Regions from separate parts of the Homo sapiens genome. Here region 2 is linked to region 1. The links are chromatin loops, found by intact Hi-C in ENCODE. Cell type or tissue: Caco-2. All regions are shown on one strand. Each heading gives the region's core, and the rest is flanking DNA. Links, peaks and the distances in the headings are about the cores only. Region 1 overlaps DBF4 (DBF4-CDC7 kinase regulatory subunit). Region 2 overlaps RUNDC3B (RUN domain containing 3B).

Region 1 (2,820 bases), core at 208-2,707:
CAGCAAACTCTGGCCCATGGGCCAAATCTAGTCTGTTGCCTTTTTTGTACAACCTGCAGGTTAAGCATGGTTTTTACATTTTCAAATAGTTGTGTAAAAATATCAAAAGAATATTTTGTGACAAGTAGAAATTTTATGACATTCAGATTTCATTGTCATAATGTTTTATTGGAACACAGCCATACCTGTTTGTTTAGGTATAATCTGTAGTTGTTGTGTTTTAGGCAGAATTGAATAGTTGCTGTAGAGACCATATGGCCAACAAAGCTTAAAATGTGTACTGTCTGGTCCTTTGCATAAAAAGGTTGCCAGCCCCTATTCTAGAATTATTGAAATCACATCCCTACCACTCCATGGCCAGTAAATTGAAAGATGCAAGGAAAGACAAATTAAATTGATTTAATTGGGTGTGAGGTGGGATAGGATCAAATGAGAGATAAAATGTTTATTTCAGTTTTTAGGTTGAAGTGTAATTAAGTTATTATTTTACAATATTCTCCTCGACTTACCTATTATAGCCATTTGAAAATTAAGGAAAATGAGGAGAAAACAGAAGAAATGAGTCAGAAAGGAGCTATCACTTGAAAAAAGAGATACAATACATAGAAGAAAGAATGGAAAAGAGATCAAGAAAGGACCATGCATTCTCTGAGTTAATGCTTTTTTGGAGCAAGGAGACAATACACCAGCGATTCCAAAATAATTGTTGGTTATGGCATTTCAACGAGTTTTCCTAGTACTTTATTTAAAAAGTGAAGTAACGGCTGGGTGCGGTGGCTCACGCCTGTAATCCCAGCACTTTGGGAGGCTGAGGTGGGTGAATCACGAGGTCAGGAGTTCAAGACCAGCCTGGCCAACATAGTGAAACCACATCTCTACTTAAAAAAAATACAAAAATTAGCCGGGCATGATGGTGCGTGCCTGTAGTCCCAGCTACTTGGGAGGCTGGGGCAGGAGAATCACTTGAACCCGGGAGGCAGAGGTTGCAATGAGCTGAGATCACACCACTGTACTCTAGCTTGAGCGACACAGCAAGACTTTGTCTCCAAAAAAAAAAAAAAAAAAAAAAAGGTGAAATAACATGTGAAAACAGTATATAAAATTTATTGTTTTTCTGAAATCTCTGATTTAATAGGAACTAAAATGTAAGCCAATTAATTATAAAGAATTCCAGTGAAACCTAGCTATTTTATTTTTCATGTTGAATAGAATTTACTACAAAACCAAAGAGGTCACCCAAAAAAGAGAAACTTTTTAATATGAGACCCAAAAGTTCTCTTTTCTTAGCTGCTTTACCTTTTTAACCTGTTCTCCAGTTAAGCACTATGTTTTAAATTTTTCTGGTCTTTTTATAGGTGTGTTTAAGCAGAGGAAAATTATTAGTTGAAAAAGCTATCAAGGACCATGTAAGTAGGAACTATAAAGATTCACATTGTACATTTTGTTATTAAAAACTCAACTGGAAATTACAGATATTCTTGAAATTTTCCTTTCCACATTTTTAGGCAAAAACCTGAATCTCAGCATATATTTTATTTTACAAAGTAAAGAACTTACTTTTCATGTAGAAACATCCCCATCTTGTGGCCTTTTAAAATATTACTGGAAACTTAAAACTTGCCTTATAGTTTTCATTAAATTACCAAGGATGTGGGTATAAAGTGGGATTGATTTTAGGAATTCTATAGAAAATCTTGATGTCCTAGCTATTGTAACTCTATAGGGTCTGTTACAAATAACTGCCTTAGTGACATTAAACTTCAAATAATTGAATTTTTATTAAAATTTAGCTCATCTTAAATAATTTCCTAGAACAACCATAAAACTTTTTTTTTTACAGGATTTTATTCCTTCAAATAGTATATTATCAAATGCCTTGTCATGGGGAGTAAAAATTCTTCATATTGATGGTAAGGATTTTATAATTGTTTTTTGACAGTATTTGTTTTAAGTGTCCATGTCTGTCCTTTGGTTCCTGACTTTACATAGTGAAATTTTGATAGCAGGGATGTCTTAATCTGTTTCCTATTGCTTATAACAGAATACCTGAAACTGGGTAATGTACAAAGAAAAGGAATTTATTTCTTACAGTTATGGAGACTAAGAAGTCCTGGGTCAAAGGGCTGCATCTGGTGAGGGCCTTCTTGTTGGTGGAGACTCTGCAGAGTCTTGAGGCAGCACAGAGTATCACATGGTGAGGGGCTGAGTGTGCTAGCTCAGGTCTCTCTTTCTCTTTTTATAAAGATATCAGGTCCACTCCCATGATAACCCATTAATCCATGAATTCCCTCTTAAAGGTCCCATCTCTCAGTAAGTACTGTCACACTGGGGGTTAAATTTCAACATGAGTTTTAGAGGAGACAAACATTCAGACCATAGCATAAGAGATACCTATAATGGTAAATTCTTTATCTAATTTAACTACAAGAAAATATCACTGTTTAACTCCAAGAGTAAAATTGCTAATCTTAAAACCTTCTTTCTTTTAATAAAGACATTAGATACTACATTGAACAAAAGAAAAAAGAGTTGTATTTACTCAAGAAATCAAGTACTTCAGTAAGAGATGGGGTATGTTTTCTTTTTCAATTTTTAAAGTGACCAAGCTTGGTTTTTTTACTTACGTATTTGCAAAGTTTTCCTCCCAAGCAGAAAATATCCTAGGGGCAAGCCTGTGTATGATGTGCCTGTTTCTGTTATTCAAATAAATCGAGTGTCATTTAACTTTAGGGTTGTACTCACCAGGTAAAAGTTGTTCCTGGAATAGTGGCATAGGTCGCTTCCTCAGCCCCCTTTTGTTACTGCTGTTTTGTAACAGGT
Region 2 (2,820 bases), core at 64-2,563, 140 kb before region 1:
AGAACGTCAGTTTGTACTCTTTCAGTCTTTTTGATATAGGTATTTAGGGCCATGAACTTTCCTTTTAGCACCGCCTTTGCTGTATCCGAGAGGTTTTGATAGGTTGTGTCATTATTGTTGTTCAGTTTGAAAAATTTTTTATTTCCATCATTATTTTGTTTTTGACTCAATGCTCATTAAGGAGCAGGTTATTTAATTTCCATGTACTTGCATGGTTTTGAAGGTTCCTTTTGCAATTGACTTCCAGTTTTATTCCAATGTAGTCTGAGAGAGTGCTTGATATAATTTCAATTTTCTTAAATTTATTGAGGTTCATTTTATGGCCTATCATATGGTCTATCTTGGAGAAAGTTCCATGTGCTGTGGGATAGAATGTGTATCCTGCAGATGTTGAATGAAATGTTCTGTATATATTTGTTAAGCCCATTTGCTCCAAGGTATAGTTTAAATCCATTGTTTCTTTGTTGACTTTCTGTCTTGATGACCTCTCTAGTGCTGTCAGTGGAGTAGTGAAGCCCACCCACCCACAGCAACTATTATTGTGTTGCTGTCTATCTCATTTCTTATGTCTATTAGTAATTGTTTTATACATTTGGGAGCTCCAGTGTTTGGTGCTTATACATTTAGGATTGTGATATTTTCCTGTTGGAAAAGGCCTTTTACTATTGTATAATGTACTTCTTTGTCTCTTTTACCTGCTGTTGCTTTAAAGCTTGTTTTGTCTGATATAAGAATAGCTACTCCTGCTCACTTTTGGTGTCCATTTGCATGAAATGCCTTTTTCCACCCCTTTACTTTAAGTTTATGTGAGTCCTTATGTGTTAGGTGAGTCTCCTGAAGGCAGAAGATGGTTGGTGAGTTCTTATCCATTGTGCAGTTCTGTATCATTTAAGTGGAGCTTTTAGGCCATTTACATTCAATGTCAGTATTGAAATGTGAGGTACCCTTGCATTCATTGTGCTCTTTGTTGCCTGTGTACTTTGGTTATTTGTTTGTTTTTTATTTTTGCTTTTTAACTTGTAATTTTCTCTGGTCCCTCCATGATTAGCGTAATGACTAACCTCCTGAATTCTTTTTCAGGTAAATCAGGGATTTCTTCTTGGTTTGGATCCATTGCTCATGAGCTAGTATGATTTTTTGGGTGTGTTGAAGAGGCTTGCTTTGTTATATTACCAGGGTTGGTTTTCTGGTTCCTTCTCATTTGGGTAGCCTCTGTCAGAGGGAAGGTCTAGGGCTGATGGCTGTTGTTCAGATTCTTTTGTCCCACGGGGTGTTCCCTTGATGTAGTACTCTCCCCCTTTTCCTATGGGTGTGTCTTCCTGTGAGCCTAGCTGTAGTGATTGTTGTCTCTCTTCTGGGTCTAGCCACTCAGTGAGTCTACTTGGCTCTTGGCTTCTACTGGGGGGGTGTGTGCACAGAGTCCTGTGATGTGAGCCATCTATGGGTCTCTCAGCCGTGGATACCAGCGCCTGTTCTGGCGGAGGTAGCAGGGGGGTGAGGGGTTGCAATGGACTCTGTGAGGGTTGTTAGCTTTGGTGGTTTAATGCTCTATTTTTGTGCTGATTGGCCTCTTGCCAGGAGGTGGCGCATTCCAGAGAGCATCAGCTGTGGTAGTATGGGGAGGAACCAGTGGTGGGCGGGACCCTAGAACTCCCAAGATTATATGCCCTTTGTCTTCCGCTGCCAGGGTGGGTAGGGAAGGACCATCAGGTGGGGGCAGGGCTAGGCGTGTCTGAGCTCAGACTCTCCTTGGGCGGGTCTTGCTATGGCTGCTGTTGGGGATAGGAGTGAGATTCCCAGGTCACTGGAGTTGTGTACCTAGGAGGATTATGGCTGCCTCTGCTGAGACCTGCAGATTGTCAGGGAAGTGGGGGAAAGCAGGCAGTCACAGGCTTCACCCAGCTCACATGCAAACCAAAAGGCCAGTCTCACTCCCACCATGCCCCTGCCAACAGCCCAAGTCTGTTTCCAGGCAGAGGGTGAGACAGGCTTGAAAACCTGCCACAGGCTACCCGCCTCCCAGGTGCAAAAGAAAAGAGCTTGGTTCTCCCCTGCCTGTGGAGTCTGCACACTGGATTTGCGCTCTTCCCCGAGTTCTGGCCAGGAGGCTTCTCACCTCGTTCAAATTTTTGCAGAGTTCAGCTAGAGATTTCCTTTTCCCTGTGGAGTTTTAGCCCCTGCTCCTCTGGCTGCCCTCCCTTTGGATCCCTGTGGTACAGGCAGGAATGGCCTTCTTGGGCACCCAGCGAGCTCCCAGGGCCTTTCTGCTGCTTCCCCTACCCCTGTATTTTGCTCGGCTCTCCAGATTGACTCAGCTCCTGGTAGAGTCAGAAACTTCTCCCACAAACAGACCTTCAGCTTCTCCAGTGGGGGTGTGTGTTTGGGAGAGGCGGGGTTCTCCCTTTCCCACTTCCGCAGTTGGGGCACCCACGGTATTTGGCAAGGGGGTCTTCCAGGTCCTGCAGGAGCAGTCCACTCCTTCAGAGGGTCTGTGGGTCCTCTCGGGATTGGTAGGCTTTTTCTTACAGTCGATCTGGAGCTAAAATTCACAATGCAAGCCTCCGCAGGCTGCTCTGTCTAGAGCTGACATCTAGTCCTGCTTTCTGTCCTCCATGATGATCTACAATCTTTATATACTTCTAAAATTTTATAATCATGGCAAAGCTATAAGCTATTCTGTATGTGTATAAAATATGTATATATGTCACACATACACACACACACATTCAAAATGCATTTATTGAGTGCCTAACCATAGGACAAAAATTTTCCTAGATGCCAGGGATACTTAGATGTCAAGAGTATAGGAACTTTATGAAT

What was found. Peaks named below come from ENCODE experiments on the same cell type or tissue, not always from the same donor. Only the 100,000 strongest peaks of a DNase experiment are listed, where the experiment ranks them.
Region 2: it touches region 1 in a loop (16-fold over the local background); 2 of 110 quality-filtered maps call a loop at or near these places.

The regions. Positions count from the first base shown.
Region 1 is chr7:87,885,489-87,888,308 of GRCh38, forward strand. DBF4 (DBF4-CDC7 kinase regulatory subunit) reads left to right here. Exons shown (of 12, transcript NM_006716.4): 4 at 1,356-1,406; 5 at 1,841-1,910; 6 at 2,495-2,571. Among named protein-coding and RNA genes, the nearest start is that of DBF4, 10 kb to the left of the region's middle. In Caco-2, for the core only: a CTCF peak has its summit at 1,574 (motif pointing left); no DNase peak of the experiment used is centred there.
Region 2 is chr7:87,745,892-87,748,711 of GRCh38, forward strand. All of the region lies in intron 6 of RUNDC3B (RUN domain containing 3B), which reads left to right. Among named protein-coding and RNA genes, the nearest start is that of RUNDC3B, 120 kb to the left of the region's middle. RefSeq lists enhancers at 1,461-2,050, 2,051-2,639. In Caco-2, for the core only: no CTCF peak of the experiment used is centred there; a DNase peak (open chromatin) is centred at 1,550.